Linked DNA regions of Homo sapiens: regions 2 and 3 are each linked to region 1. Evidence: read pairs that join two places in POLR2A ChIA-PET (ENCODE). Cell type or tissue: OCI-LY7. All regions are shown on one strand. Each heading gives the region's core, and the rest is flanking DNA. Links, peaks and the distances in the headings are about the cores only.

Region 1 (7,229 bases), core at 1,361-6,360:
AGGGGAGCATAGGGGGGCTCTGGAGACTTGGTGGGGTCCACAAAACAGGGGAGGTGGGCTTGGAGAAGAGCTCTGCTAACACATGTGGGAAAACTTATTAGAAGGAGTGAACCTCTGGACCCTCCCATTTCCCCTGGAAACCAAACCAGAGACCTTGCGCTGAATGGCAGCAGGAGAAGAGGAAGGACAGCAGGAGGCCCCTTCTGCTGCCCAGCCCAAGCTCATGAGGCTGGGAAGTGAGGGAGGCTGTGGGATTCCCCAGCTCAGGAGAGACGTCAGGCTGGCTGGCTGGGAGGCTGCCTGGTCCTGCACCGACAGGTGGATGAAATGACCGTAAGTGGGGAGTGATGGGCTCAGAGAAGTGAGACAGAAAGGAAGCTGAGGGCTCTGGAGGGGCCACGGAAACCCAAGAGAGTTCCTCAAGAGAGTAAAACAGCCAGAGTGCAGCAGTGTGCTGACCCCTGGTGGGGAGCCGGGACCATACCAGGTGGAGAGGGGCACAGAGCAGGGCTCTCCCATCAGCCAACCATTGGGAGCAGCCTCCCTCCCTCCTTAGAGCCCACCTCTTCAGCCCTTCCTCAGCCTGCTGCACGCTTGTACAAAGTGGAGCCTCCCCTGAACCCCACAATCATTTATCTGAAGTGCTCAGACACCCTCCCACTGCTTCTGGTCCCAGGGCCTCTCCTCACTCCACCACCCAGATTGTGGGCTCCCAAGGGAGTGAACCCCATCTCATGCCAGCACTGATCGAAGGCAGGTACGTCTGAATGAATGAATGAACAGTTGAGTTCAGAACATCTAACTAAATGACTAAATGACTCCAACCAACAGACCTTCTCTGCACAGAACCCTGTGTGGTATGAAAGCTCATGGACTGGGGTTGATAGTGGAGAGGAAACATACTTTTCAACAGCAAGATGCAAGAGTGTTTTTATTATTTATTTATAATTTATTTTTATTTTTAGAGATGTGTCTTGCATGCAATCAATATGGGGACCTCCCAGGAGCAGGAGGCCACCAGGTTGCCTAAGACATATGAATTTTTGCTTTCAGGGACACCTCCTAAGCTTCAGTGATCCATCTTGGAGTTGGCCTTTGTGGGGAGAACATATAAATTTATGCAAAAAGTAAAAATGCAAATACTGCCTCTGGGTCTCTTTCCCAGCTGCTCCCCTACAGAGTCACTTAGCCTTTAGTGACTCACAGTTGATCTGGTCCACTCAGCAACCCACAGAGTGACAGCCCACCCAGGTCCCAGCATACATAGCATCTTCTTCTGGAGCCCCCCAAATCTCACTCTAATTGAGGGCTTGGCTGGAGCCACTCTCTCTGAGGAGTGTGGTCTCTGGGCAAATAAGGCAAGACCAGTGGCTGGCAGCTACAGCAGTCAGTAGGGTGGGGGACATTTAACAGCAGATAGGGCCATACTCCTACTCTTGCCATTCTTTTTACCCTTCCCCTCCCCCTTGCAATTCTTTTCTGTTTTTTTTTTTTTTTTTGGTTTTTGAAACAGGGTCAGCTGGGTGCGGTGGCTCACGCCTGTAATCCCAGCACTTTGGGAGGTTGGTAGATCACTTGAGGTCAGGAGTTCAAGACCAGACTGGACAACACAGTGAAACCCAGTCTCTACTAAAAATATAAAAATTAGCTGGGCGTGGTGGCACATGCCTGTAAACCCAGCTACTGGGGATGCTGAGACAGGAGAATCGCTTGAAGCTGGGAGGTGGAGGTTGCAGCGAGCAGAGATTGGGACACTGCACTCCAGCCTGGGCAACAGAGCGAGACTCTGTCTCAAAAAAAGAAAAAGAAAAAGAAAAAGAAAGAAAGAAAGAAAAAAAAAGAAACAGGAAACAGGGTCTTGCTCTGTCGTCCAACCTGGATGCAGTGGTATAATCACAGCTCACCGCAGCCTCAATCTCCTGGGTTTAAGCGATCCTCAACGTTTGGAGTAGCTGGGACTGCAGGCGTAGGCCACCACCCCAGGCTAATTTTTGTATTTTTTGTAGAGAGAGGTTTCGCCATGTTGGCCAGGCTGGTCTCAAACTCCTGGGCTCAAGCAATTCTCCTAACTCGGCCTTCCAAAGTGCTGGGATTACAGGTGTGAGCCACCACTCCTGGCCCCCTTGAGATTCTGATCCAGGAGTTCTAGGGTGGGCTGGGGCGTTGGTATTTTTAAAGCACCCTAGGTGCTTAGTGAGTCTTTATTGAAAGGATGTTGACTGAAGATAATTCTGGAGATCTCTGAGCTCCCTCCCACACAGATCCTTGGGACTCTAAATACTGGCCGAACTCGGCCCCCTGAGGCTGTGTCTTCTTGGGGAGCTAAGGACCTGTGCCTCCCACTGGCCCGGAACCACTTTCTGCTTCCTGGTGTAAGCTTTGGTATGGATGGTGGCCGTCTCCCTACAGACTGGGAGCTGTTAGAGGGCAGGGATCCTAGCTGACACATCTATGTCCTCGCCTTGGTTGGAGGTAGGTATGGGTGGCGGCGAGGGAGGAGATGGGGGTGGGGCTCAACACACTGTCCAGCCCCTGTCGTCTGGCTGGGTATCGCCAGTGCTCAGGGGCGAGCGGAATGGAGAGGAGGCGGGGCTGGGGCGCACAGCCGGCAGGGGATCCCTGCCGGAGTCTGCTTTTCACGGGTTCCCGTCTAGACCAGAGTTGGGGCTCAGCTTGGAGAGATGGGACAGGTGGAGGTGCTGGGGGTTGGAGCCCCACGCGCTGCTCAAGAGGCTGCAGGCTGGCCTTCAAGGCCTGGGCTAGACTGCGGCGGTTGGGGGCTGGCGGTGCGGCTCGGGTGGAGTCCGCCGGGCACCGCCCTCCCTCTCCACCCTCGCCCACCCCGGGGCCGCGAGGCTGTGGGTTGAGCTGCAGAGGCGAGCTCCCTCCTGGGCGTGCCGCCGCCGCGAGTGGGGTGGGAGCGCAGAGGGGGCCTCGGGGTTATGCTTTGCTGGGATCTGGGAAGGAAGCAGGTGGCAGCGCCGGAGTGAGTAACCGCCTCCCGAGGCAGCTAGTCCCGCCGCCTCAGGAAGTCCTGGCGCCGTAGCGCACCGCCGCCCGCCACACCGGGACCTTCCCCTCGCACTAGCCCGCCCCCACCCCGCCTCCATCTCGCGCTCCCAGCCGCAGACACGGGCGCCTCTGCACTCTCAACCCCTCACCCACGCAGACCCTGGCCCGCCGGTGACCTCCCCTGCGGCTCCTCCTTCTGCCCCGGCCCAGCCCCTCCCCTGCTGCTCCTCCTCCTGCCCCGGCCCAGCCCGTCCACCGTCCTCTCATCCCCATGGCCTCGAACCCCAGCCTGCCGAGCCGCTCCTCACAGGGTGCTGTGGCTCCCCGCTGCAAAGGGGCGGGTCCTGGTAGGGGGCGTGGCCTGGCCGACTTGCGGGGCGGCGGCGCCCTCTGCCGGCAGACTCGGGAACGGCCACACTCGTCACCTCGCCCCCGGCCCGGCTCCTGGACCCCCCTGGACCTCTCTGCCAGCTCTCCTCTCTCCTGGAAATGCGCCTGCAGGACTCGGAACGTGCAGAGGTCGGTCCTGGCCCCAGCCGTGCCACGGGCTATCTGAGGGAGAGTCGCGGCCTCTCTGAGGCTTGGCTTCCTTTCCTGTGAAATGGCTGTGGTGAGGAGCAAACGCTCAGCAGTGAAGAAGGACCCTTTGTAACCGCGAAGGAGCCTGTGAGTGTGAGGTATGGTTGTTATCAACGCTAAGGGCAGTCTTTTGCCTTCTGCGGGGGTGACGACCATCCTTCTCCCTGCCCCAGCCCCACAGTGGAAGGAAAACATAAGTCACCTCCAGAGATTATCACATGCAGTGGATTGCTTTCAGCCTTTTTTCTGAATATAAAATATACATATACGTATTTTAATACAATTGTGGCCCTTCTCTACGTGCTGTTCTGTGCTGCCTTTTTTTCTCTCTCTCCAAGTGCTTAACTTATGTTTTAAAGCCCAGATTCGGCCAGAGGGGTGGCTCACCAACACTTTGGGAGGCCAAGGCCGGAGGATCTCTTGAGCAGAAGTTCAAGACCAACCTGAGCAACATAGCAAGACCTCGTCTCTACAAAAAATTTTTAAAAATGATCTGAGTGTCTGTAGTCCCAGCTACTGGAGAGGCTGAGATGGGAGGCTCGCTTGAATCCTGGAGTTCCAGGCTGCAGTGAGCCGTGATTGTGCCACTGGCCACTGCACTCCAGCCTGGGTGACAGAGTGAGATCCTGTCACAAGAAAGAAAGAAGAAGAAGAAAAGAAAGAAAGAAAAAGAAAACAAAAAACCAAAAAGAAAAGAAACAACCAAAAAACTAGAGTCAGACAAACCTGGATTTAGGTTCTTGCTCTGTGACTTTATATTTCCACCCTTGAGCAAACCACACAACCTCTACCTTCCTCAGCCTCAGTTTCCTCCTTTGCAAAATGGTGGTAATGCCAGGAATACCCACTTCACAGGCAGCGGTGAGGCCCCGCACACAGCCCAGTGCATGCTGGTTAGGGCTCTCCTTTTGCTTCCTGAGACTGCACGAGCTCTGCCTTCTTCATGCACCACGTGGTAAGGAAGGAGCTGGAGGCCTCCGCCTCTCGGACCTTGCTCACTGCTGCTTTTTTTTTTTTTTTTTTGACAGAGTCTCTCTGTCGCCCAGGCTGGAGTGCAATGGCACAACCCCGGCTCACTGCACCCTCCGTCCCCCGGGTTCAAGTGATTCTCCTGCCTCAGTCTCCCGAGTAGCTGGGATTCCAGGCGGCCGCCACCACGCCCGGCTAATTTGTCATATTTTTAGTAGAGATGGGGTTTCGCCATGTTGGCCAGGCTGGTCTCGAACTCCTGACCTCAGGTGATCCACCTGCCTCGGCCTCCCAAACTGCTGGGATTACAGGGGTGAGCCACCGCCCCAGGCCTCTTTCGGCACTGCCCTCAACCACATGGGCCTCACTGTTCTTCCGGCGTACCCAGACTTTCCCCATCTCAGCGCCTTCCCACCGGTCCTGTGTTTCCATGGCCTTTCCCCGGGTAGGGGCCTTTCTTTTCCTAGCTTCGCTCAGTTCCCTGCTACATTGTCGCCTCCTCGCAGAAGCCGTCTCTGGCCGTTCCGTATCGCTAGCGCCCTCTATCATTCGCTAGCAGCTCACCCGGCTCTGTTTTTCTTCATTGCACTTCTCGTTATGTGCCGTTCTCTTATAAATGTTTTTGTCTTTATCCCTCCCATAGAAGACACCTCCATGAAAGGCCAGGGCTTTCCGAGGTTCTTTTCCTCTGTGGTTCCTAGAAGAGGGCCTGGCACATAGCCGGCCTTGGCTAGCTTTTTGCGTAAATGTGAAGGGATCCACCTTCCTCCCTTATAAGAGGTAGCAGTACCTCCTGTTACCAGCAGAGGGCACCACCGTACAGCACTTGGGGGCCGCAGGGGATCCTGCTGGGATGGGAGGTATTTAAAAAGCCCACAGGCCTCTCCTCCCATAATGTGGGCGCTCCCACAGCTGGGACCGGAAGCAGGAGGGCCCCCTGCGCTAATCTGCCCTGGCAGCAGCGAGCTGGCACGCCCTGGGTGCATCATCCGGTGTGCTCTGGTGCCCAAGGTCGGAATACCCTCACTGGTGGCTTGGACACACCCCTGAGCAGCTGATGCTTCTGGACAGATCACACCCTGTCCCGGGCTCTCAAAATGAGGGCAATGACATGAGCTGCACTGCTCGCTCACGCGTTTGCTGTGAGGTTGGGACAGGAGTGCATGGGAAATGTTTTATGAATGTAAACATGGGACAAATATAATTTATGCACGCCTTTATTGGTAGTGCAGCAGATTGACAACAAACGAGGGGAGAAGATAAGGTATTTAAAGGAAATTGCAAGGCTAAATGAAGGTGGGAATTAAGACAGTGAAGGAGAACGAAGAAGTTAAAAATAACAACTACCTTTCACCAAGAGCTTATTAGGAGCCAAGGCAGAGGAAAGTGATCTCCAAACATTGTCTAATTATAGCCAACACTTACATGGTGCTGACCTCATGCCAGGAACTCTTTAAGTGCTTTATGCATAAAAACTCACTGGATCCTCACAACAACTCAGGGAGGTAGGTCATATCGCTGTCCCGTTCTACACAAGGAAACTGAGGCCCGGACAGCTTAAGTGACTGGCCCAAGGCCACATAGATAGACAGGGCTGGGCAATCTGCCTCCTGGAATGTGCTCTTAAAGCCCCACAGTCACAGCCACACCAAAAGGGAGATATTGTTATTATCATTCCATTTCCCAAACAAGCAACTGAGGCTTAGCAGATGTACAAAGCCCGCCTAAAGCCACACTGGGAATATGTGTATTTGAGCCCAGCTTAACCACCCACCAAACTAGGCCTGCAGGAGCTAGGAGGGGCTTCAGGAATGTGCACAGGTTCTCTCGGAGGGCAGCAGCAGACATACCCACTCTTCCTCTGAGCGGGGAGGGGAAGGTGAGAGCACAGAGGCTGGGCAGGGCTGATGGGGTTGAGGAAGAGGCTGCTTGGTGGCCTCAACTCCATGGACCGCAGATGGCCAGGCATCTTCTGGCCAGGAAGTGAGAGGTGTGTTGATAGGCACAGTGGCTGTCCACAGGGATTCCAGCCAGAGCTGTGGGCCCCCCACAAATCTCCATAGGGAGACTAGGGACTGAGGGGTGGGCCTTACAGTGGGAGGTGGGAGCAGCCCCATCCCTACCACAAGTGCCCCTTAGCCCAGCCCTGACTTCCAGCCCGTTACATAAGCTGCTGCATACCCAGGCCTGGAAATAGCTGAGGCTGTACCGGCTGGGCTGGGAGACGTGATGAATGGTCCCCAGGAGCATCAGCTGACCGCCCTGTGCTCCTGAAGTGACCTGAGGGCCTGCCAGCAGCTCGGGTTACCCAGCTCTCCCTGGGAGGCAGCCCTGCCTGGTCTGCTGAGGATGGCTCTGATGTGATTCTGTGTCTGGACATTTATGGTTCGAGTGCCCGCAGGATGGTCCCTCTCCCAAGCCTGAGCAGCTAAGGCAGCTCCCAGCCACGCTGTGCCCACTGGCAGCCTCTGGATGCTGGGAGCCAGGGCCTTGCCCAGAGCAAGCACTTGGATCTCTGCAGACAGTCAGCACTGGGAGGGCTGAGAGCTCTGCTGCTCTGAGTCCTGTGCTAAGGGCCCGCAAGGAAAGAGGAAGAGGAGCCTGAGAAACTCGGGGTGCACGTGGGGGCTGCAGGTGTCATTCCAGGGCTGCACTCCACCCACATCCCC
Region 2 (7,229 bases), core at 1,768-6,767, 94 kb after region 1:
ATCGCAGTGTGTACACTCACTGTGATATTAGGAGTCCCATTTTCCTAGGATATTATGAATAATATCACAGGAGGTGTTCACACATAATGTGTACACCATGTGTGTACACCCAATGTGATATTTGAAGTAATATGTCCCTAGGATCTTACGAATAATATCAAAAGGTGTACACCCCATGTGACATTAAAAGTAACATCCCTTTTGGATATTCTGAATGCTATCACAGGGTGTGATATTAGGAGTGTGATATTAGGAGTAACCTCTTCATAGGATAACCCATGTGGTATTAGGAGTAACCTCTTCCTAGGATATTATGAATAACATCACAGGGTGTACACCCCTGTGACTTTAAAAGTAACACCCGCCTAGAATATTACGAATAATATAACAGGGTGTACACCCCTGTGACATTAGGAGTAACATCTCCCTAGGATATTACGAATAATGATGTCACTGGGGGCACACCCTCTGTGATATTAGCAGCAACATCTTTCTAGGATATTACGAATGATATCACAGGGTGTACACTCACTGTGATACTAGAAGGAATATCTCCCTAGGATATAAGCTATCACATCACAGAGTGTACACACATGGTGTACACCCACTGTGTTATTAGAAGCAATATCTCCCTATGATATTATGAAAAATATCACAGGGTGTACCCTCTGTGGGATACTAGAAGTAACGTTTACCAATATCGCAGCAGGTGTACAACCCCCGTGATTTGGTTTTTAACATCCAGGGGGCACAGGATGATATTACTCCCCATGTTGCAGGGAGTGTACACACCCCTGTGAAACTCTTCCTAATATCCAGAGGGCGACAAGATGATATTACTCCCAATATCGCAGGGGGTGCACACATCCTTGTGAAACTCTTCCTAATATCCAGAGGGAGAGAGGATGATACTACTCCCAATATTGCAGGGGGTGTACACAGCCTGTGATACTCTTCCTAATATCCAGAGGGAGAGAGGATGATATTACTCCCAGTATCACAGGGGGTGTACACAACCCTGTGATATTGTTCGTAATATCCAGAGCGAAAGAGGATGATATGACTCTCAATATCGCAGAGGGTGTACACCCCTCCTCTAATATTGTTCTTAATACCCTGGGAGGGAGAGGATAAGATTACATTGAATACCACAGGGAATGTACACCCTCCCCCTCTGATACCCTTCCTAATATCCAGGGGAAGAGAGGATAATTTTACTCCCAATAACGCAGAGGCAGTACACCCCTGCTGTGATATTGTTCCTAATATCCAAGCGGGGAGAGGATGAGACCTCTCCCAATATCGCAGGGGTGTTCACATCCCCGGTTACATTTTTCCTAATATCTAGGGGAGAGACAATTAGATGACAGCAAATGTCGCAGGATCTGTACATCCCTTCCTGATATTGTTCCTAATATCCAGCGGGGAAGAGGATGATATCAAACATCAAAGGGGGTGTATGCCCCCCCTACGATATTGTTCTTAATATTCATGAGGGGAGACGATGATATTACTCCAAATATTGCAGGGGTTGTTCACACCCCCTGTGATATTGTTTCTAATATCCAGGGGGGAGAAAATCATATTACTTCCAGTATTGCTGGTGGTGTATACCCCACCTGAAATATTGCACCGAATATCCAAAGAGGGAGAGGATGGTATTAATACCAATATCGAAGTGTGTGTACACCCCTTGTGATATGGTTTTTAATATCCAGGGGACGGGAGGATGATATTAGTCCCAACATCACAGAGGGTGTACACTACCCCTGTGATATTGTCCCTAACTTCCAGAGGGGAGAGGATGGTATCACTCCCAATATCTCAGAAGTTGTACATCCCCCGTGACATTGTTCGTCATATCCAGGGAGGCACAGGATGACATTCCATTGAATTTTGTGACAGGCGTACACGCACACTGTGATATTGTTCCTAATATCCAAGAAGGGAGAGGATGATACTTCTCCCAATAAAGCAGTGGGTTTACATTACCCCTATGTTATTGTCTCTAATATCCGGGGGCGGGGGGAGGACAGAATAACATTCCCTCAAATTTGGCAGGTGGTTTGATGCCCCTTGTGGTATTGTTTTTAATATCCAGTGGGAAAGATAATAATACTATTTTTGATAGTCCGATTCATCCGCTCCACCTTTCCGGAACTCTGAGGCTGGTACGCGGCATGCCGTTTCCATGTGATGCCCGATACCTTCGCCGTCTTCTGTACCAAGTCAGCCACAAACGCAGGCCCGTTATCTGAGCTGATCCGTAAGGGCAGTCCAAATCTAGGAATCAGATCTCGAAGAAACACACGGGTTACTTCACGAGCTTTCTTAGTTCGTGTTGGATAAGCCTCCACCCACCCAGAGCAGGTACACCCAAGAACTAGTAAATACTTCTGACCTCCACACTTTGGCATCTCTGTGAAGTCTACCTGGAGATCTTCAAAGGGGGCTGCTCCATAAGCTTTTATGCCGGGCGGAACGGCTGGACCTTGCCTCGCATTGTGCTGTCAGCAGGTAACACACCGCTGTGTCACCGTTTTGGCAAGGGCTGACAAATGCGAGATGTAGAAATACCAGCCTAACAACTTTTCCAGTGACTCTGACCTAGATGGGTGGTTTCATGCACAGCCAGTACAACTGCAGCTCCTAGCAGCTGTGGCACAGCTACTCTCCCATCTGGTAACCGAATCCATCCTTCCTCCATCACTTGTCCTTCCCTCTACCTGGAGAAAGTCCTTTTCTTCTTTAGAATAAGTAGGTACAAGATCAGGTGCTTGAGGGAGCAGAGTGGCTGTGACTGATTGCCGGAAGGGGGCAGATGCTGCTTTTCGAGCCTCTGAGTCAGCGCGGGAATTCCCCAAACCCAGCAAGGTGGAAGCTCGCTGATGTCCTCTGCAATGCATACCTGCCACCTTGTGGGGTTTCCATACTGCTTCTAATAATTGCAAGATTTCTTGTTGATATTTTATGTCTTTTCCCCCAGAGTTCCATAGGCCGTTTTCTTTCTATAATGCTCCATGCACTTGAAGGGTTAAAAAGGCATACCGAGAATCAGTGTCAATGTTTACAGTCTTACCTTCATGGAGTTCTAAGGCCCAAATTAAAGCAATGGGTTCAGCTTTCTGGGCTGAAGTGCCCTGGGGCAACGATCTGGCTTCAACAACAGTGTACAGGGTTACCACTGCATACCCTGCACATCTCTCTCCTTGTAGGTTGATGAAGCTGCTCCCGTCCACGTGTAGTTCCCAGTCTACTGATGCCCAAGGCTGGTCCCGGAGGTCAGATCTACTAGAGTCAACTGAGTCAAACACTTCTACACAATCATGCCCGACAGGGCTCTCTGATACTGGGAGCAAGGTGGTGGGGTTTAGGGTGTTCCAAACTTCAATGGTTATACGGAGATTTTCACAGAGCAAACTTTGGTACTTGGTGAGTCTAGCATTCGTTAGCCAATGATGTCCTTTAGTATTCATTAAAGTCAACACAGCATGGGGAGCCTTTATGTTCAGGTTTTGCCCAAGAGTCAGCTTATTTGCTTCTTGTACTAGCAGGGCAGTTGCTGCCAAGGCCCTCAAACACAGGGGCCATCCTTTAGGAACCCCATCTAGTTGTTTAGAGAGGTAGGCCACTGGCCTCGGCCAGGGCCCCACAGTTTGGATGAAAACTCCAACTGCCATCTTTTCTCTCTCTGACACATACAATGTAAAAGGCTTTGTCAGATCGGGTAGCCCCAGGGCTGGGGCTGACATAAGTTTTTTCCTTTAACTCATGAAAGGCTTGCTGTTGTTGAGATCCCCATTCAAAAGGTTCCCGGTCCCCCACTTTGTGACCTCATACAAAGGCTTGGCTAATACTGCAAAGTTTGGGATCCACAGTCTACAAAACCCCACAGCTCCTAAGAATTCTCTCACTTGCCTTCTGCTCTTAGGCTCCAGTAGATTGCAAATGACCTGCTTTCTTTCTGATCCCAGGCTGCATTCCCCGTGTCGGATAGTAAATCCCAAGTAACGTACCTGCTGTCGACAGATCTCAGCTTTTTTCTTGGACACCTTATACCCACAGTCCTCCAGGCGCTGGAGTAGGGCATCCGTTCCCTTGGCGCACCTGACTGCCGTGGGGTGTCTCAGCAAAAGGTCATCAACGTACTGGAGCAACACGCAGCCTAGGTCTCTGGTGGGAAGCTTCTGGAGGTCTGTAGCCAACGCCTCCCTGAAGATGGTGGGGGAGCTCTGGAACCCTTGGGGAAGCCGGGTCCAAGTGTACTGAGTAGTGATACCTGACTCCGGATCTTCCCACTGAAAGGCAAACAGCTTCTGGCTCTCGGGAGCTAATCTGATACGAAAGAAAGCGTCTTTCAGGTCCAAGCAGGTGAACCAGCTGTCCTCAGCTGGCAGCAATCCCAACAACGTGTACGGGTTAGGTACTGTTGGATGTAAAGTCACTGTAGCTTGATTAACCAAGCGCAAATCCTGTACCGGCCTGTAGTCCTTGGTCCCTGGCTTGGGAACAGGCAGGAGGGGAGTGTATACTTGGCATGAAGTACAGCAAATGGAAAAACTTAAATTTTAAAAAAAGAAGAGGTGGGTAGGATGAGGCCAGGCGCAGTGCTTGTAATCCCAGCACTTCGGGAGATCAATGGTGTGAGCCAGTCTAAACCTCCATCTGTGACCTGAAGCTGGCCTATGGGCTGCCGATTTTTGACCTCTGATGACTGACAGGGCTGTCTTCAGTTTCAGTTCCCTCCTGAGCATCAGAGCCATACACAGAACAGCCTACCAGATGCTTTCACTGGGATGTCCTAAGACCTCTCAGTTTCCATGTGTTCAAAACCACACTTGTCATCTCCAAGCTGATTCATCGTGGGTTTCTGTTCCTAGTGATGATACATAAGCACCCCATTGCCCCGGCCAGACCCCCAGGAGACCTCCAAGGCCCTGAGCATTCCTTCCCCTCTTTCAGTGGGTCTCCATGATTTCTTGGCTCTACTCACTTGTGGCATGCCAGGTCTCACGAACGCAGGCCTCCATAACAACTGTTTCAGTACTGGCTGAGTGGTTAAGTTAAATATTAAATAGCCAGTGCCCTGACAATCCTAGAGTCCATGCCCTCCCCATTTCTTTGCCTCCCCATTTCAGGCCCCTACCCTCCCTCACCTGGACCATCTTCACAGCCTCCTAACTGGTGCAGCTATTTACATTTGAATTAATTAAAAGGGGCCAGGCTCAGTGGCTCATGCCTGTAATCCCAGCACTTTGGGAGGCTGAGGTGGTGGATCACCTGAGGTCAGGAGTTCGAAACTAGCCTGGCCAACAAAGTGAAACCCCCGTCTCTACTAAAGATACACAATTTAGCCGGGAGTGGTGTCGCGTGCCTGTAGTCCCAGCTACTTGGGAGGCTGAGGCAGGAGAACTGCTTGAACCCGGGAGGTGGAGGTTGCGGTGAGCCAAGATTGCACCACTGCACTCTAGCCTGGGTGACAAAGCAAGACTCCGTCTCAAAAAAAAAAAAAATTAATTGAAAGGAAATAATGTTTAAAAATTAGTTCCTGCGTCTTACTAGCCTCATTATTTCAAGGGCTCAATAGCCACACTTCCTTACTGCAGAAAGTCCTGTGGGAGCATGTTGCCCTGTGATCATGTTTACTTTGCCTAAGCCCGCCCTGGGGGTCATTTCCCTCCTGCTAGAGTCCAGTCTCCTTGGTCCAGGTTACCTCCCCGCCCTTGTCACCACCTCACCCTCCTGCTGCCCCTCCTCCTGTTTGTCCTCATGTGCACCCTCTCCAGCCACTTCCACCTGGCTGTCTCTACCTTCATGCTCTGGGGCCCTTGGCCCTGAAGCTTGAAGCGCCTCCCGACACTTTGTTTACCGGCTCACCCCAGGCTCAGTTCCAACAGGGCTCACTTGGGGTTTGGTAGCACCCCACCCTCCCCCATGCACCTGCCTGCATCACCCGCACACGCGGGATGCCCTTGAGGGCTCCCTGTAGCACTTCCCACCCTGCTGATAATCTGTCCCCCTCTCTGGGTGAGGTCCAGCTGCGCTTCCTTCCTGTCTGCACTCTCCAGGCCTAGCTCGGGAGGCGGCACTCAGGGGTGGGGCTGGGGTTGGGGAGCTGATGGGAGCCCGCATCTTAAGAAGTGACTCAGGGTTGGCCGCAGATTTTCATTTGCGAGGAAGCACCTCACTCACTTGGGGCTAAGGAGTGAAGGGGGCTTATCAGCCAGAGTAACTGGCCAGTGCAGGGCGGTTTGACTGCGCTCTGGGGTGTTGGGGTCTCCTGTTCCAGGCGGGCGTGGTGCAGCCGCCTGAGGCTGGCGCCCCCGTGTGGCCCTAAGAGTATAGCCGCTCCCAGGGCCTGGGCTACCTGGTGCAGGTCCCTGGCGGGAGGGAGAGACTTTGGGAAGCTCTCCCAGGAGGGCGAGGAAGCAACTAAGAAGCCTACATCAGGCCGGGCGCAGAGGCTCACGCCTGTAATCCCAGCACTTTGGAAGGCCGAGGAGGGCGGATCACGAGGTCAGGAGATCAAGACCACGGTGAAACCCCGTCTCTACTAAAAATACAAAAAAAAAAAAAAAAAAAAAAAAAAAAAAAAAAAAAAAAAAATTAGCCGGGTGCGGCGGCGGGCGCCTGTAGTCCCAGCTACTCGGGAGGCTGAGGCGGAAGAATGGCGTGAACCCGGGAGGCGGAGCTTGCAGTAGGCCGAGATGGCGCCACTGCACTCCAGCCTGGGCGACAGAGCGAGAACCTTGTATGCGCAACCTAGAGCCCATGGAGGAGTCAGTTCCCAACAAAGACGTGGATCGCTTGGGGAGGTGTGTACACCAGAAGTAAAATTAGGGATGTTACCAAGGAAAGGAGGAGTGGTTGTGTTACCAGAAAGGGGTCCCAATCCAGAACCCAAGAGAGGGTTCCTGGATCTTGCACAAAAAAGAATTCAAGGCGAATCCGTACAGTAAAGTGAGAGCAAGTTTATTGGGAAAGTAAAAAAATAAAAGAATGGCTATTCCATAGGCAGAGCAGCCCTGGGGGCTGCTGGTTGCCCATTTTTATGGTTATTTCTTGATTATGTGCCAAACAAAGGGTGGATTATTCATGCCTCCCCTTTTTAGACCATACAGAGTAACTTCCTGTCATTGCCATGGCATTTGTAAACTGTCATGGCGCTCGTGGGTGTACAGCAGTGAGGACAACCAGAGGTCACTCTTGTCACCATCTTGGTTTTGTGG
Region 3 (7,229 bases), core at 215-5,214, 100 kb after region 1:
CTGTCTCAGCTTAAACATATCCCATATAAGCTCTCAAACACTCTGAAAGGGTGACCAGGGCGTTGCAGAGCCCGCTAGGTTCTTCACAGGGAAGCTGTGAGTCCAGGAAGGCCAACCGCGCAGAGCCCTTCTCGCATTCTGGTTCCAGCAGGCCCTCGGGGACCAGGAAGCAATAAAGGATTCTGGACAGAGTAATGGGGACCTCCGGAGCAGCACAGGCGCCTTGCAAATGTGGAAATGCTCTTTTCTCAATCTCATTAGTCTGAACTTCTAGTCCCTGGGAGATGCTCTGATGTCCGCCGCAGCTGGAGCCACCTGGCAAGGAACCGGCGGGACCGTCGCGCCCTCTAGTGGGAGGTCCTGAGAAGGAACCAAATGCCAGAATTCGGTTCATTGTGGCCCCAGGACCCCCCACCCCTCTCTCCCTCCAAGACCCCACCCCTCTCTCCCTCCAAGCCCCCTCCCACGGTGCTGCTGAGGACCGGCAACAAGGAGTTGCCTCTTCTTCCCCTACCCTCCACTTGCTGAGGCCTGGGGTGCTATTTAGAACCGCAGGACTCAGATCTGACGCTGATGATGAAGGAAGGTGAAGGTGAAGGAGGCTGGGAGCAGGGTGGTTTCCTGACGGGCAGGGAGAGAAGGAGGGAGTTGCTGGGGGGTGGGGAGACCCCGAGAGCAGCTGGAGTGGGGATACTGTGGGTAGGGAGTCACTTCCTTGGGAAGGCCCGGGATCTTTAGGTACATTTTTGCTTGAAACTCAAGGGAAATTCCAAGTCAGTTGGGACTTTAACAGTTTTTTCTCAGAAGAGGAATAATTCCCTCTTGAAATTGCTCAAACATGTCAGTAAAGAAATGTGCATGCCTGGTAAGTGTGTCCTCGGGAGATTTAATGGATGCAGTGGCAAAGGGAGCCCGTGGCACTCATCTTCTTCCACTTTCCAGCAGAGAAGGTGTCAGCCTGCTGAGTAGCCAGGAGGTTTATGGGGCAATCTACGGCTCTAGAGGTGGCAAAACAGCAGTGGGAGAAATAAACCAGAGGACATATACAGTGGTGACAGAGACCAGGTCTTCTGATGGTGCCCAGAGAACAGAGAATTCTGCCAACCCCCCCCTGGGAAGAAAAGGAAGGTTCCAGCTTCCCAGGAGCTCCAGGAGCACAGATGACGGTTCCTTCATGTGTGCTGGGCACAGTGTCCCAGCCCTCAGTACCCATCCTTCCTCCTTCTACATGTCTTTATGGACTGCTGAGATGAGAAAGCCAAATGCACTTCCCAAACTCCCTGCAGCTAGAGCACACTGGGCGCCTCTAATAGACAGTGCTCGGCTGGATTTGGTGTGGTGAAGGCCATCTTCCTGCCGCTGCTTCTGCTGACCAGCAGGGTTGTAGAAAGTGGTTGTGGCCTTTGAACTCTGTGTTCTAGTGTCTGGTCACGAGTGTCCTGGGTGTTCTGGCAGTTATGGTGGCGGCAAAGGCAGTGCAGTGATTATTGATCCGCAGATGGCAGCATGGTGGTGGGTGGGTGTGTCCTCGAGCTCAACAGTCCCACTGGAAGCCTCCTGCCTATCCAGCTGCCACCCACCACCCACTCCTGTGATTTTACAAGCACCTGATTTCCTGTGCCCCACTCGCTCCCACTTTTTTTTTTTTTTTTTTTTTTTTTTACCTAGAATGGTTTGTTTCTGCACTGCTGAGGCAGTAGGTACACAGCAAAAGCTGGCTTGGATGGATAAAACAGGATGTTGAATCTACTTCTAAATAGATCTTTGGGACCATTGGCCGTAAAAGGGAGGGCCACAGTGGACTGGCGGTAGGAAGTAGGAGGAACCCCAGAGGTGCAGGGCTGGATGGAGTCCTGTGTGATAGAAGCCAGTGTGAGGCAGGAGGGGAAAGTGTAGTTGGGGCATAAAGCAGAAGCTCCTGGGAGGAGCAGCCTCTGGCTAAATGGTGACATTGGCTGAGTTGACCTTCAGGACCTTAGACTCTCCTTCTCTCCTCACTCTTCCCAGGATCCTGTCAGGATGGACTTTTGGTAAACACACAATGGCCCAGGTGTTCCATCCTCCCTCAGCCAAAGCTGCTCCTTGCAGAGGCCTGGCGAGCCCACTGACATGGAGGCAGAAGGGGCGTCAGGGCCCAGTGCCGACTCAAGGGTGGTGGTGGGAGAGGGGCTGGGAGGAGCTGCTTTAGAATAAAAGTCCCCTCCAGATCAAAGCCTTTGATCTCTTGCTGGGAATTCCAAGCATCAGCTGTGGGAAGGGGAGTTATTTTTTGATGTTAGGACACGCTGAAATCATAGACCTGAGCTGGCTAAGGAGAGACCTCAAGAGGGAGTCGCTTATGGTGTTATGGAGCATGGAAGTTTAAAACAAGCTCCCGCATTCTTTGACACTCCTCCCACGGAAGTGGGGTCTATGTCCCCACCCCTTGAAACTGGGCAGGCTTGTGACTGCTGCCACCAATAGAGCACAGGGGATGCAAGGCCAAGAGACTTCTTCCGTTTTTTTTTTTTTTTTTTTGAGACAGAGTCTTGCTCTGTCGCCCAGGCTGGAGTGCAGTGGTGCGATCTCGGCTCACTGCAAGCTCTACCTCCTGGGTTCACGCCATCCTCCTGCCTCAGCCTCCTGAGTAGCTGGGACTACAGGTGCCCGCCGCCATGCCTGGCTAATTTTTTGTATTTTTAGTAGAAACGGGGTTCTATCGTGTTAGCCAGGATGGTCTGGATCTCCTGACATTGTGATCTGCCTGCCTCGGCCTCCCAAAGTGTTGGGATTACAGGCATGAGCTACCGTGCTCGGCCCTTTCTTCCATTTTTTTGAGACAGAGTCTCACTCTGTCACCCAGGCTGGCATGCAGTGGCGCGATCTCGGTTCAGTGCAACCTCTGCCTCCCAGGTTCAAGCGATTCTCCTGCCTCAGCCACCCAAGTAGCTGGGGCTGCAGGCGCCTGCCACCACACCTGGCTAATTTTTGTATTTTTAGTAGAGATGGGGTTTTGCCATGTTGGCCAGGCTGGTCTTGAACTCCTGGCTTCAAGTGGTCTGCCTACCTCAGACTCCCAAAGTGCTTGGATTACAGGCATGAGCCACAGCGCCCAAAGGCCACATGACTTCTAAGTGCAGGTCGTTAAAGGCCAGGCAGCTTTGGCCTGGGTCTCTCGAAATGCTGTTCTTCAGGTGTCCCTCTCTGACACTCCCTCTGAGAACCTCACTGCCAAGCTATGAGAAGCCATGGGGAGGCTCCCTGGAGGTGCTTCAGTTGACAGTCCTAGCTGAGCCGTGGTCCCGTCCAGATATGGGAGTGAAGAAGCTGGAGCAGTGAGTCCAACCCAGCCGTCCCAGTCACCCCCAGTCATTCCAGTGCTCCCAGCTGAGGCTCCAGGCTTCACCCCGTCACACCCTACACCCAATTCCAAACCCCTGACCTCCCCAGACTCTGCAACATAATACAGTGATGGCTGTTGTAGTCCATGATGTTGGAGGTGGTTCAGAACACAGCAGCACCTCAGTGCAATGTGGGGTCACTGTCCCTGCAAGAGCCCTGCTGTGGGCTGGTTGCTGACTCCAACATCAGTGGGTTGTGGTGGGGCCCGGCCCCTGTTAGAGTCACATTCCCAGATGCACCTTCTGAGATCTGCCGAATGTGTGGCTCACTTCCCCTCCACTGTATGTGCCACCTTCACGTGGCAGCCGGGTCACAAGTGGACCCCATCACAAGGCTAAGTGTCTTCACCCGGCTCTGCAGAAATCCCACGACTGCAGTGTTTTGTGATGTTTAGGAAGACCTCACTGAGAGGTGCGGAAGGCAGCCTCCCGCCATTGTTCTCACCGGTCTTCCCTTCCCCCCTTCCCCCTCCTTTCCAGCCCCCAACACCCCGTCCCCACTGTTTCTCCCTTTATAATGCAAAGGAGCTTCCCTCTGATTCCTGGTCACAGCCTGCCCTGCAGACCTTAGGTGCTGGCCTGGCCTCCAGACAGGCTTATCCAGGCATTTCCCCACAAATAGGGCCTCCACCGCTAACTGCGCAGGCAGTCTCTGCTTGGCTGAGCAGGTGAACAACAGGAGCCAGCTCTCCCAGGGGAGCAAACACCATGCAGCTGGCAGGCCTGGATTTGGGACTGGCTCCACCAGCCATTGCTATTGAGCCCTCAGGCAGATTTGGCCATTCCTCCGAGCTTCAGTTTCCCTATCTGTAAAACAGGGATGGTGTTAAGTCCCTTGTGGGGGGCTGTTCTCCCTCTGGGAGTGTTGGTAGTGGAGACTGTGCCAGGAAGACATGCAGGTGGACACAGTGCTCAGGTGCCAGCCAGGTGGCCCTGGGGGAAGGCAGTGGCATTTCATTGGTAGCTCCTGGGACATGAGCTCATCTATAGACTTGTCTGTTGCATTAGAGGCTCAAAACAACAGTGGTTTAAACAACATGGAAGCTTGGACTTCTCTCACATAATAGTCTTGGCAGGAGGCTTTCAGGGCTGGAACAGCAGCTGCACAGGGCCAGTGCCTCAGGCTCTTTCCGTCTGGTTGCTCTGAAGGCTGATGGACAAGTTTGATCTGAGATGGCCAGCCACCACCTCCTCTGTGTTCTAGCCAGAGAGAGGGGACGAGGCAGGGAGAGGGTGTCCCCAGCTTATCACTTCTACTCCCCTCTTGTTGCTCAGGACTCAGCTGTGTGACTCTCCCAGTCTCCAGGGGTGCCAGGAAGCACCACAGGCAGCCATGTGCCCAACTACAATTAGGGCTCCATGACTTCTACAGAAGCTAGGGGACAAAAGAAGTGTCTGCCACTTCTTTTGATTGAGGGACCTGCCTGGATCATCCACCCACCCACCCTTTCCAGTCACCTCAGCTGTTGAGGGTGGGGCAGGGGCTGAATTACAGAGATAGAAAGATTGTGTCCCTGTTCTCAAGGGACAACCAGTTCCTGGACTCAAGGGACAACCAGTCTCTGGACTTAAGGGACAGCCAGTTCCTCGGCAAACAAAAGTGGGTGGAGGGTGTTCGGAGCAGGGCTTTGAAGGGCTGAACTGTCCAGCCAGCTGCCGGGTACTCCGAGTTCTGGCCCTGACCAGACCCTCTGCCCTGGGAGAGTGTGTCCTTGGACCACGCTGGCCTCTCTTCTGGAGGACTCTGCATCCCTGAGGTTGTTGGCGTGGTGTCCTCTGTGTTGGTCAACAGTCACATGAAGTATGCTTTCCTTTTGCTGCGAAAGTGATTTTTCAGGCCATAACCAATCCATCGCATCCCTCAGCGTTCCTTACAGGAAGGCCCAAGTGAGCCAATTTTATGAGAATGTATTGTAAGGGGAAAACTTTGTCCCTGCAGAGCAAACAGTCTGCTTCCTGCAGATAGTAATGGATCAGATTTCTTCTTCCCCTTGGCTGCCTCGAGACGTAATCATGGCATCTGTTGCCGCTCGGGTCTGCCTTTTACAGTCTCTGTTTTCTGTGGCCTAGCATTTTACATCTTTGAAGGATGTTGCCTCCTACATTCTCAGTCTATCATTACGGATAAAACAGAAAATGAGGGAAGAAGCAGACCTGGTGGCCACGAGGGGTGGTACCATTGCTGTGCATGAGTATCGGCATTGTCTGTAGTCTCCCAGCAGCCGGGGCAGAAAGGGAGGGTTCACAAGACTTTCTCCGCAAGAAGGAAGCAGAGCAATGTTGTGAGGGAAGCGAGGCAGCAAGCCCTGAGCTTGTGGTAGAGGCCCCTGCAGCAGTTTCGGGTGCAGAGAGACCAGGAATCTGGGCACTGATTGCAGTGCCACCAATCAGAAGCTGTGTGACCCTGGGGGAGTCACTTAACCTCTCTGTGCATCAGCATAGTAATAGTAACTGCTATATGGGTGTTGGAAGAGTTGGATGTTTAAATTAATGCACGCAAAGGGTGAGAATAGAGGTTGGCACTTAGTAAGTGCTCAATAATTGTGAGCTTGCATTATGCTTGTTATGGATGGAGGAAGGATTGGGGGAGGGGTGAGTATTATGGAGACTTCTAGCTCCATAAGTGTTGATACAGTGTTGATAAGGATTTGGGAACCCAACAAAACCTAGAAGGCAGAGCGTGGGGGTAATAAGCTGTGTTTTGTCTCACTGAAGGTGGAGATTGGGATTCACGGGAATGGAGGAATTCAGGGTGGGGGCTCAGCTGCTTGGCACGGGCATGTCTAAGGTCTTCCTCACTGTGAGCAGAGGGGCATCCCTGGGGACCTTCTCGATCCCTTTTGAGGCAGGTCTGAATTGAGTATATGCTGACTCTTTGGTTTTGAGAGCCTGGGGCAACCTTGATTGAGGGTGGGCCCAGGCCCATAAGAAAGTAGCCTGGCCCTTCCACATGAGGACACACTGGCAACGGGACAGTTTCTTCAGAAATGGTCCCAGAGGATTTTAGGGAGGGCCTGGCAAAGGCCAGATCTCCTCTTAACCACCTGTGACTGTTGGACTATTATTATTTGGATGTGAGATGCAAGCAGGAGCTCTAAAGATCAGAGACGCTGGGACCTCTGAGATCACGGGGGAAGGTGGGAGAGAGAGAGTGGGGAGATGATCAAGAGAAGCTGAGAGGAAGGAACACCAGGAAACATCTGAAGTGATGAATGTTTATTTTGATTGTGGTGACGGTATCACAGTGTATGCATATGTCCAAACTCGTCAAATTGCAGACGTTAAACATGTGCAGGTTTTTTTTTTTTGTGTATCAATTATTTCTCAACAAAGCTATAAAAATGAACTGTTATACATCAGTAAGACAAAGATGGACAGCCCACTAGGAAAGTCTGAGAGATTTGAACAGGCACATTACAAAGGATAATACCCAAATAACCAATAAGGATGAGAAGTTGTTCACCCTCACCAGTTACCAACAAAATACAAAATAAAATCACAATGAGGCCGGGTGTGGTGGCTCATGCCTGTAATCCCAGCACTTTGGGAGGCTGAGGTGGGTGAATCACTTGAGGGCAGGGTTGGCCAACATGGTGAGACCCAGTATCTACTACAAATACAAAAATTAGCCAGGGGTGGTAGTGGGCGCCTGTAATCCCAGCTACTCAGGAGGCTGAGGCAGGAGAATCACTTGAACCTGGGAGGCAGAGGTTGCAGTGAGCTGAGATTGCGCCACTGCATTCCAGCTTGGGTGACAGAGCGACACTCTGTCTCAAAACAAAAACAAAAACAACAAACAAACAAACAAACAAACAAACCTCCCACAATGAGATAGCTAGCTCTACATTT

The links. ChIA-PET counts read pairs that join two places held together with the same protein. Peaks named below come from ENCODE experiments on the same cell type or tissue, not always from the same donor. Only the 100,000 strongest peaks of a DNase experiment are listed, where the experiment ranks them.
Region 2: POLR2A ChIA-PET joins it to region 1 with 17 read pairs; 16 of 35 experiments call an interaction of 5 or more read pairs at or near these places.
Region 3: POLR2A ChIA-PET joins it to region 1 with 10 read pairs; 16 of 35 experiments call an interaction of 5 or more read pairs at or near these places.

Annotation. Positions count from the first base shown.
Region 1 is chr12:52,020,468-52,027,696 of GRCh38, forward strand. The region is part of intron 1 of LOC124902934 (a long non-coding RNA gene); the gene reads left to right. It also overlaps a transcript of NR4A1 not described here. Among named protein-coding and RNA genes, the nearest start is that of TAMALIN-AS1, 16 kb to the left of the region's middle. RefSeq lists a silencer at 3,054-3,513 and enhancers at 4,220-5,157, 4,318-4,612, 5,158-6,095. In OCI-LY7, for the core only: CTCF peaks have their summits at 3,437 (motif pointing left), 3,648, 5,289 and 5,488; DNase peaks (open chromatin) are centred at 3,364, 4,524, 5,094, 5,374 and 2 weaker places; H3K4me3 peaks cover 3,280 bases; H3K27ac peaks cover 2,436 bases.
Region 2 is chr12:52,113,877-52,121,105 of GRCh38, forward strand. SMIM41-AS1 (SMIM41 antisense RNA 1) reads right to left here and starts at 4,342. Exons shown (of 4, transcript XR_007063312.1): 1 at 4,017-4,342. RefSeq lists enhancers at 2,831-3,040, 4,404-4,643, 4,964-5,103, 5,114-5,173, 5,204-5,253. In OCI-LY7, for the core only: CTCF peaks have their summits at 2,899 (motif pointing left) and 6,297 (motif pointing left); DNase peaks (open chromatin) are centred at 2,856, 4,395, 4,745, 6,305 and 1 weaker place; H3K4me3 peaks cover 3,975 bases; H3K27ac peaks cover 4,452 bases.
Region 3 is chr12:52,121,680-52,128,908 of GRCh38, forward strand. No RefSeq gene overlaps it. Among named protein-coding and RNA genes, the nearest start is that of SMIM41-AS1, 7.1 kb to the left of the region's middle. In OCI-LY7, for the core only: CTCF peaks have their summits at 343 (motif pointing left) and 548; DNase peaks (open chromatin) are centred at 322, 1,865 and 2,442; H3K4me3 peaks cover 1,279 bases; H3K27ac peaks cover 2,789 bases.